Regions from separate parts of the Homo sapiens genome. Here region 1 is linked to region 2. A link is an interaction called in ENCODE POLR2A ChIA-PET data of the cell type or tissue named here. Cell type or tissue: PC-3. All regions are shown on one strand. Links, peaks and the distances in the headings refer to the core of each region. The heading gives the core; the rest is flanking DNA.

Region 1 (2,500 bases), core at 1-2,500, 760 kb before region 2:
AAATGAGATGAGAGCAAGTTAAAAAGCTTCTGCACAACAAAGGAAACAGGGAAGAGACAATCCACATTATGGGAAAAATATTTGCAAACTGTCCATCTGGCAAAGGATTAATAACTAGAATACATAAGGAGCTCAAACAATAGGAAAAAATTTAATAATCTTATTTAAAAATGGGCAGAAGATCTGAATATACATCTCAAGAAGACATACAAATGACAAACAGGTGTATGGAAAGGTGCTCAGCATCACTGATTGTAAAAGAAATGCAAATCAAACCTACAATGAGAAATCTCACCCCAGTTAAAATAACTTTTTTCCAAAAGACAGGCAGTAACGATCCTGGTGAGGATGTGGAGCAAGTAGAACCCTCATACACTGTTGGTGGGGTTGTCAATCAGTACAGCCAGTATGGAGAACAGTATGGAGATTACTCAGAAAAGCTAAAAATATAACTACCATATGATCCAGCAATCCCACTGCTAGGTATACACCCAAAAGTAAAGAAATCAGTATATGGAGCAGATATTTGCGCTCCTCTTTTATTGTAGCACTGTTCACTATAGCCAAGATTTGGAATCAGCCTAAGTGTCCATCAGTACACGAATGAACAAAGAAAATATAGTACATATACACAACGGAATACTATTCAGCCATAAAAGGAATGAGATCTTGTTATTTGCAACAATATGGATGGAACTGGAGGTCATTATGTTCAGTGAAATAAGCCAGGAATAGAAAAACTAACTTTGCATGTTTTCACTCATTTATGGAAGCTAAAAATTAAAACAGTTGATCTCATGGAGATAAGAGAGTAGAAGGATGGTTACCAGAGGCTGGAGAAGGGTAGTGGGGTAGTGAGAGGGAAATGGAATGCTTAATGGCTACAAAAGCATAGTTTGATAGAATGAATAAGACCTAATATTTGATAGCACAACAGGGTGACTGCAGTCAACAGTAATTTATTCTACATTTTAAAATAACTAAAAGTGTAATAGGAATGTTTGTAACACAAAAAAAGGATAAATGCTTGAGATGATGGATACTCTATTTACCCTGATGTGATTATTACATATTGTATCCTGTATCAAAATATCTCAGGTACCCCATAAACATATATACCTACTATATACCCATAACAATTTTAAATTTAAATTAAAAAATCATTTTATCATTGTCAACAAATGGAAATGTATAGAATTTTCCATGATGATATTTAGGAGAAAAATCCTGGGTCAAGCTATAAGGATCTATCTAAAATATATTAATATATTAACTTTAACAAATATTGAATATTATGAAAGCATACATAATAATATATGTATTATATATATTATATAGCATAGTGTATTACTGTGACCCCCATAAGTCAGCAAGACCCCCAAATGTTAGTTTATATATACTGACACAGAATTACACTGTATATGAAAGCCTGGTTCGGTTTTGAAAATCTTGACACAAATTGGGTCTTCTGAAATTTAGTTATCTGCTTAAATGTCTATAGGTAATTTTTACATGAAAATTTTCTATTTTAATAAATAAATACTCAATGTTTTTACATTAGTCACCTCTTCTGGAAGCTATACTAGTTATAAGTTGCAATGATACAGACATTGGAAAACTGAGTCGTCTCTTTATAGAAATTATAGTTGAATCCTCAGTCATCTAATTGGTCTCCAAGAGAACCATGAAGAAATATTGTTGACCTATTTCCCACATTTTGCCTGTTACAGATTTGTGCCCACTTGGACTTTAATTATTCTTACCACCCATCTCTTCCATGTCTTTCTGTTAACAAGTAGTAAATTCACATACATTATTGCTTTTTCTGAGAATATTTGCATTTTAATAATTCTCTTTGAATACTCACAAAGTATTGAAGATGTAATGGTCTAAATAGGTAATGGGAGAATTGTATCATGTTTTTTACTTTATATATTTTAAATTTGGGGGGGGCAGGAAGGGAGCAGGAGAGCATTTCCAACATAATTTACAACGCACCTTCTAATTAAGTATATTTTAATAACACCAGCCATAACTCTGAGACTGAAATCACAACATCTTCCTTTTGTGAGGTACTCTGCTCCACCCTCCCAGTTCAGTGCAGAAGTCCCATCTAGAAATTTCTTACAAATAATCACCTGTTATTCGAATACTTTGCAGTGCTAAGAATATCACTGTTTCACAAGATAAACAGTATTGTTTTTTAATAAATAAAAATGTTATCTTAAAATCAACGCATTAGTTCTGTACTCTGAGGCTAACACCTGTTCTATGTGCCAGCTATTCAAATCAGAAAGGCATTTAACATGCTTCTTAGATTACCACCTCTCCCTGCTTTTTCCTCTTCCAGACCAGATATGGCTAGTTTCTTAAATCGATTCTCATGATACTTTCCAGACCTCTTACCATTGCATCTCCCTTATTAAAATGCACCCAGCATTGTTCACATTCCTCCTACACTAACAGCAGAGTATTCTAGATACGGTCTGGCAAGTATGAC
Region 2 (8,395 bases), core at 3,089-5,588:
AATGAGGGAGAGTATAAACATCAGTTGCTTTCTAGCCTCATCAAAGGTGATCCCTCATTTGTGATCTCTATATTAATAATACCTGAAATCGGCAGCAACACTGTTTTCAAATGTTCACTTCTGGACACAGGATTGGATCTCACTTCTCAACTATCTTGAAGTCAGGGGCAGCAGAGTGACTTCCTGGAGCCAGTGAAATGTGACTTAATATGGCACGTATCATTTTTAAGTGAAACGTAAGAACTAGTGAGCATTTCCTCATGCTGGGCACCCACACCCCTCCCCACCGGAAGTCTGATGGGTGGAGCTGTATGCTATGAGATACACCAGATGTCCTGTGGCTACAAGAAACTTTCCAGGCTGCAGCCACTGTGGACTCCAGAGCACGGCGGTTCATACTGGGTAATAGCTTCTTGCGATATGCCATTACTTTCTGCAGGAACAAATATCAATGCACTAAAATCCTCCAGCCTGCTAAAAATGGACTGTGTCCAATGACAAACAGAAGAGAATACTTTGCACTGCTTTAATAGAGACTGTAATATTGTTATTTTATAGAGTTTTAAACAAAACAAATTTTTGTTTTCTAATACTCACAGTACTGACTCGGGATGAGAGAAGGAAAGCGCTGGGTAGAGAAGGGCAGGTCCCTGGCTAGGGCTTCACCTCAGGTCCTGTGCACACGCATATAGGGGAGGACAAGCGCTCCTGTTTTCATGCCCAAGTTTGCATTTTCCAAGACCACCTGGCCTGCCACGTCCCCTATCCTGTGCCTGTAAAAACCCCAAGACAGGCAGGCAGGCACAGAAGTGGCTGGACGTCGAGAGGAACACATTGGCGGAAGAACACACAAGCAGTTGCACACATTGGCGGAAGAACACACAAGCAGCTGTGCCACACAAGCAGCTGTGCAGACGCACGTTAAGAGGAGCGCACGTTGAGAGGAGCGCACGTACGTTGAGAGGAGCGCACGTACGTTGAGAGGAGCGCACGTACGTTGAGAGGAGCGCACGTACGTTGAGAGGAGCGCACGTACGTTGAGAGGAGCGCACGTACGTTGAGAGGAGCGCACGTACGTTGAGAGGAGCGCACGTACGTTGAGAGGAGCGCACGTACGTTGAGAGGAGCGCACGTACGTTGAGAGGAGCGCACGTACGTTGAGAGGAGCGCACGTACGTTGAGAGGAGCGCACCGGAGAAAGAACACACGAGCTGCGGGACAGTGAGAGGAACACACTGGTAGAAGAGCACACAGGCAGCTGGATGTCGAGAGGAGCGGAAGAGCACAGCGACAGGCACTGGTGTCGACCAGCGGAACGACGTGGAGTTTGGCCTGGGAGGTCAGAGAAGAATTTGGCTGCTGGGCAGCCCCACTATAGGGGAAAACCACCTTCCCACTCCATTCCCCTTCTGATCTCCCCATCCACCTCGCTGAGAGCTACCACAACTCAATAAAAAACCTAGCACTCGATCTCCAAGCCCACATGTGATCCAATTTTTCCCGTGCACTAAAGCAAGAACCTGGGATACAGAAAGCCGTCTGTCCTTGTGATAAGGCAGAGGGTCTAATTGAGCTGATTAACACAAGCCACCTGCGGACAGCTAAGCTGAAAAAGCATCCTGTAACACACGCCCACTGGGGCCTCAGGAGGTGTAAACATTCACCCCGAGAGGCTGCATGGGTCCGCGCCCATGGTCCCCATGACTTGCCTGTTTGCCTGCTCTGGCTAAGGGTCTTGACCAGTGGGGCACTGAAGAAGCGAGCCACACCTCCATCGTACGCCCTGCGAGGAGGGTAAGAGAACTTTTTCTGTTTTACCACCAAGACCAGTAGCTTTACTTCGTTGAATTCAAATATGAACCAAATTGTGTTTCGTTTGGGGAATAGCTAAGGATTGGGTATTGTCACTTCCTTCTTCTAGAATGGATTTGTTGTTGTTGTTGAGACACTTATACCTCCCTGTATATAAATTGTTTTTAATCTTGTCTTACCAGTTCATCAGACATTATCATATAACTTTGAATCCCAATAATTAACATGGCCTATATATTTCTCAGGAGCTACCTAATTTCCCATGTAAATAAGTTGTTGCTAGGTCTGTTCTACCAGATATTCAGAAATTTACAGAAAAGTGAAAACATTTGCATTAGATTCACACCACATACATGTTTCTATTATGGCTGACACTCATTTTTTTCCAGACCTGTATTATCTTCAGTGGGTACTGTTTCACCAGCTCCGTATCTAGTTTTCTTGTTGCTAACCTCTCTATTCTGTTATTTGCTGTTTATCATCCACAGGATAAAAACCAACTATCACAATATTTAAATTATTTTTCAGCCTTTCTTCCCACAGCACCCCAAAACCAATTATCTGTTTCTTAAAAATTATAAGTCCTATGACATGGCTGGCAAAACAGATTCTTTCTCCTATTCTCAGTGTGAACCTCAATGTTTTATGTGCTGTTCTCCTACATATCCTCCAATCTCTAATTTCAAATATAACTTTCTCTTTAAAAATCCTTAGTGCTCCCAGGCAGCATTAATCACTTCTTATTCTGTGCTTCATTACATTCACCATACATAATATGATTATTATTATTTGTTTGAATGGCTGTGTCAGTGAATAAAATCTGAGCTAATTATTGACATGAACCCTGTCTTTTTTATTATTGTAGTCCGGATCTTATTGTGAGTGCATCATAAGTACATACTATATTTCTGTTTAATAAATGCTAAGGATTTTCTAATTAGGATACCTGCTATAAAATATTTTATTTCTGTTTCTTATCTCCAGGACCTGCCTTAAGTAAAGATAACTAGTATTAAAAGATTGTATACAGCCTCATGCCTCTTATCGAACCAAATTTTTTCTTCATAAATGATCTTTCCTTTCCACCTCCACCCCTTCCTTCATAAGGCACTTAAGAATTTTCTATACAGTATTCTTTCCTTAACATAGGCTACTGCTGTTTAGAAGGGATGAGATAAACTTAGGTGGAGATGGGTAAAAGTAAATGATAAAGTGCATTGTTTCTTCCATTAATATTTACTTAAATATATAATTTTCAGGTAATAGAAGAAAACTATGCTGACAGAATATAGGACATGACTGAGCTGTTTGATGGTTGCTTTTGTTAAGAAAAAGTGAGCCTTACTCAAAGCTCCTGAAATTACATCCTGTAGAGTAATCTATCATTAGTTTGCTCCTATTCCAAAATGTTTAAACCATTTCTGTATTGCCTTTACTAATTGTTTGAGTATTACCATAGATTTTTTTCTTTGATCTTATTTGGCTGAATATGAGAAATGACCCCAAAAGCAAAATATAGGAAAAGGATGCCAAGAACAATTATTATTTGTAGAGAGTACTTTTTGGGGGACTATTCCTATATACCTCCAACAATGGAGATCACCCAGAGTTGACTGCATGACTAAATATTCTCTTGGGTTGAGTTTAGTGATATGCAATGAGGTCTAGAGCTTGAAATAAATTATATTTGAAACAACAGGCAGAAAAATTAGGTGTGTTAGAGAATATATACAGTTAGAGAGAGTTTGATATAGAGAAAGCAAGTGATATTTTAATGAGTTAAGTTTATGAATTTATCTTTCTGCCCAAAGACAGTACATATGATTTTAATTTGTATTTTTTTGTCCCAATGTCACGTCTGCAACTACACGCAGCTAAAAAACACTGCCTTTCCAGCTAGGTTTCATTGTTACAGGCAATGAAATGAAAGGCTTTCCAGAACAGCCTGTTAGTGCCCTCTGTTGATGTTTTTAAATTTTCAGATCACTTCAGGAAAAGAAACCAGCATGATTTTTTTAATGCTTCTGAAATAATTTTCTTCAGAGGTAATGGGAATGAAGTTTTACTATTTTCATGACGAACTTTTTCACCCCTTAAAATGTGGATATGTGCAAAGGTGTTACTATCACACCGACTTTCCCTTCATCAGCTGTAGTTTTCCTTGGCTGGATGGACTTTATAAAAATAAAAAAGACACATGAAGTTAACAAAACTGCAAACTCAATATGAAATTTCACAGATTAGTGCACAAACCATAGGCTGTTGAATAAATATCTGGGTAAATTCTAGTCAGTGTTTGCAGCCTGCAGAATAATCAAATGCTACCTACATTTTTCAAAGTGATTCTTTGAAATTATTTTATCATATGTGGAAAGAAGTTATGCCTGTACACTTTATTCTGATACCACATTGATCATTACTCATTTTGGCTTTTTATTTTCTCCTGGTTGCATGCTTTGAAAAATCTGGGTCTGAAATATTTATTTAGTATTTCACTGATTGTTTTAAATAGGTGTGCCTATTTAGTCTACAATTAGATACGTAAATAAAGTTGAATCAGTTTTCTAAGGATACACCTTGCAGATAAAAGGCCTGTTGATTTTCATATAATGAACTAATACAGTCTGTGCAAAATTACTTATTTGATACGCATTTTACTCTTTACCTCCCCCAATCTTTTTTTTTCTTTTTAAATTTCTCTACTGTTTTATCCCAGTTGGCAGCTCTTAAACATTTTAATGAAAATTTGGAGATAATGCAATTTAGCTGTATTAAGAACTTTGCCTTTATTTAGGTGATAAACATTCTTTCTCATAATGCGGTTAGACAAATTGAGATGGTGAGCAGGAGTAAGGACAGAATAGGTACATTTCTAATGTCTAATGAGTTATCTCTTTTTAGTCCTTCTTTATTATATTGGAAGTGCCTATTCAGAGCACTAGAAATATTCATTTTAAATATGCCAAAACAAAAACCACAACTAAGAGCCAAATACAAATTATCTGAGGTTTTTCTTTTTGTTTATGTATGAGATTACAAAGCTAGCACTTTCACTATATTTACTGGTGTAAGAATCTAAAATTTTAACTCTGATTTTACAGATTATTTTATAAATAGCTATGCATCTAGTCATTTATTTGGTCAAAATATCTGTAGGTTCTACTCTGTATTTTACTCAGATTCCTTAATTATTTTTACTCTCAAAATAGTTATTTTTTAACAGTACTAGCTGCTAATTTGACTGCAAATTCTATGTATATAACTCTAGGTATGTTTTTACCAAACTAATTTGTCCAGTACCCCAACCTTTATATTTTATTTATAATTTATTAATTTATAATAAAGTAATATAATTTATTATAAATTACTAATTTATAATTAAATTAATAATTAATAATTTTATTTATTTATACATCTGTCTCTGGGAGAAATAATTCTGATGTAGAAAAAGAAGTATGGAGATATATATATGTATATGAAATATATATTTGCTTTTATTGCTCTTAATGAATTTTAAATGCTTTTAAAATTATGTCCAAAACTCAGTAGCATCTGATGTAGTAATTTTTAGCCAAGTACTATTGGAAACTGTAAATGGAAAGCAAAATTTTGTCTCCTTGAAGGCTCTAGTGTTTTTATGAAGTTCACTACGCATGAACTTCATAATTCCAAATAAAAAAATCTTTAAATGAGTAAGAGCACTTGGAACATAGTACAATTTTAGATGGAATGGTGAGGTATTTAGAAGCTTTATCATAGTGATTCAGTAAAACTACTACTACTACTGCTACTACTGCAACATACAAACACACACACATGCATACTCACAAAGAGAGATCTTAATCTAATCCACCTAAGTCTTTTCAACTTCAGCCTCTCACTTTCACAATGGTGAAAGAAAAAGGAGAGATGAGAAAATTAGATGAAAATTAAATCTTTCTTATGTTGCATGTTAGGTAATCATTCAAAAATATCCTAAATTATAACTGTATAAATTAAAATATACTGTAGATACAGGAAAAGATAGTAAGATAAGTGCAACAGTGTATTAATGCCAGAAACTATATATATTCTTATATAGTTGAGACCACAAATAGAGTTGAAATTTCAAATGAATCAGGAAAGAATAATAAAATGTATTTGAGTGAGAAACAAAACAGTATTGAATATGATGTTTTTGAATGCAGATGAAATCAGCTCCTGATTTTAACCAATGAATCAAATTAAGTTTTCAAAGCATTAGCACTTTATTATAACATATGAAACAGTAAAATTGCTTAAAGATTTATGGATAATTACTTACATAATTCTGAAATAAAGGCTTTTGTAAGTATGATTCCATATGTAAGCCCCATGAAAAATAATGTGGCATATTTGATTATATGAATTTCAAAACTTTTGTACAGCAGAAAAGAGAGAGAAACATACGGTTAAAATAGTTTTAAATATATATGATAGGCGAATTACTGATATATTTCTTAAAAAAAGATTTAATGAATAAAATATATAAAATTAACACTCTAAAACTGAGCAAAATTGCACAATAAATAACAGGGTGAAATATATGATCTTACTAGTATTTGAAAATTAAAATAAAAGCAATGCTTAATTGTTTTGCCATTGAAAAACAAAAAAACTAATGTTTTCTCTTACCAGTTGTATGGAGAAATGAACGTTCTCATATATTTTTGTTTGGAATTGAAATCTGTACGTAGAAAATCAGTGATGATGATAGCTACAGGAGACACAGATTACTAGGCAGATAGAGGTAGGTCCCCAGTGAAACTCAACCTTCAAGTCAACGGCAGTTTAAAACCTGAAAACTGAGCGGCCAGTTCTGGGTGGAGTTCATGACCAGAGTGAGAACTTTCTCAGTGCCTTTTAGCCAATCAAATGGTGCTTTTGTTCAGGCCTGCCCATGGACCAATCAGCACACACTCCCCCATTCTGAGGCCATAAAAAACCTGGACTCTGCCACAGAAAGCTAAAGAAAACCTAGGCAATACCATTCAGGGCATAGGAATGGGTAAAGACTTCATGACTAAAACACCAAAAGCAATGGCAACGAAAGCCAAAATTGACAAATGGGATCTAATTAAACTAAAGAGCTTCTGCACAGCAAAAGAAGCTATCATCAGAGTGAACAGGCAACCTATAGAATGGGAGAAAATTTTTACAATCTATCTATCTCACAAAGGGCTAATATCCAGAATCTGCAAAAAACTTAAACAAATTTACAAGAAAAAAAAAACCCCTCAAAAAGTGGGTGAAAGATATAAACAGACGCTTCTCAAAAGAAGAGTTTTATGTGGTGAACAAACATATGAAAAAGAGCTCATCATCACTGGTCATTAGAGAAAAGCAAATCAAAACCACAATCAAATACCATCTCATGACAGTTAGAAAGGCGATCATTAAAAAGTCAGGAAACAACAGGTGCTGGAGAAGTATTGAAGAAATAGCATGCTTTTACACTGTTGGTGGGTGTAAATTAGTTCAACCATTGTGGAAGACGTTGTGGTGATTCCTCAAGGATCTAGAACCAGAAATACCATTTGACCCAGCAATCCCATTACTGGGTATGTACCCAAAGGATTATAAAGCATGCTAATATAAAGACACATGCACATGTATGTTTACTGTGGCACTGTTCCTAATAGCAAAGACTTGGAACCAACCCAAATGCCCATCAATGATAGACTGGATAAAGAAAATGTGGCACATACACACCATGGAATACTATGCAGCCATAAAAAAGGATGAGTTCATGTCCTTTGCAGGGACATGGATGAAGCTGGAAACCATCATTCTCAGCAAACTATCGCAAGGACAAAAAAAACAAACACCACATGTTTACATATTGCTACAACAGTGATTAATATGAAACACTTTAAACATTGATTACAAAGAATTAATTTTTAAATATATATTAATCAGAAGCATTCCACAAATTATATGTTAGAATATTGGGTAATCTGCAGAAATGCTTATTAAAGCTAGTCATTAAGCCAAATGTACATGGTAATCCCACACTTTTTAATATATGAGTGTGTGTTTCTGTGTGTGTATATATTTGTGTGTGTATTCACATAATTATACATACACATAAAATATTTTAAAATTGCATATCAAAAGGTTGACAATATCTCTCACTGAGTTGATTTTTTAAATGTTTCTTTGTCGATATTTTTTAAATTTTGTAAACTTATCTTTTTTTAAAAAAATACTGTTTTTAAAAAATATTTAATATCCATCCCCTTTGCTCTTGTTTTCCAGCAGTAGGTCCACCTTTTAGTACTTTAACATAGTAATCTATTCTGTATGTGCTGACAAAAAGAATGACTTCGAACAGAAAAGAAATGGCAAAAAATTGATATATAATTTTTTAATTTCATGTTTATAAAGTAAGCATTAAAGCATAGTAAGTTGAAAAGCACCAGTAACTCTACAACATAATAATTTTGGCTATGAATTATACAGAAAGCTTGTGTGATACAACGCAACATGAAGAATAATGATCTGTTTCTAAATCAAATGCAGTATACGTTCTTTTTTTTTCCACATTGATTGCTATTACAGTGAA

The links. Peaks named below come from ENCODE experiments on the same cell type or tissue, not always from the same donor. Only the 100,000 strongest peaks of a DNase experiment are listed, where the experiment ranks them.
Region 1: POLR2A ChIA-PET joins it to region 2 with 5 read pairs; 2 of 35 experiments call an interaction of 5 or more read pairs at or near these places.

What each region holds. Positions count from the first base shown.
Region 1 is chr3:81,521,995-81,524,494 of GRCh38, reverse strand. The region is part of intron 14 of GBE1 (1,4-alpha-glucan branching enzyme 1); the gene reads left to right. Among named protein-coding and RNA genes, the nearest start is that of GBE1, 240 kb to the left of the region's middle. In PC-3, for the core only: no CTCF peak of the experiment used is centred there; no DNase peak of the experiment used is centred there.
Region 2 is chr3:80,763,158-80,771,552 of GRCh38, reverse strand. LINC02050 (long intergenic non-protein coding RNA 2050) reads right to left here and starts at 6,656. Exons shown (of 3, transcript NR_147144.1): 1 at 6,466-6,656. It overlaps LOC105377177 (a long non-coding RNA gene), which reads left to right and starts at 1,205. Exons shown (of 4, transcript XR_940994.3): 1 at 1,205-1,794. RefSeq lists an enhancer at 463-1,015. In PC-3, for the core only: a CTCF peak has its summit at 3,756 (motif pointing left); no DNase peak of the experiment used is centred there; H3K4me3 peaks cover 1,916 bases.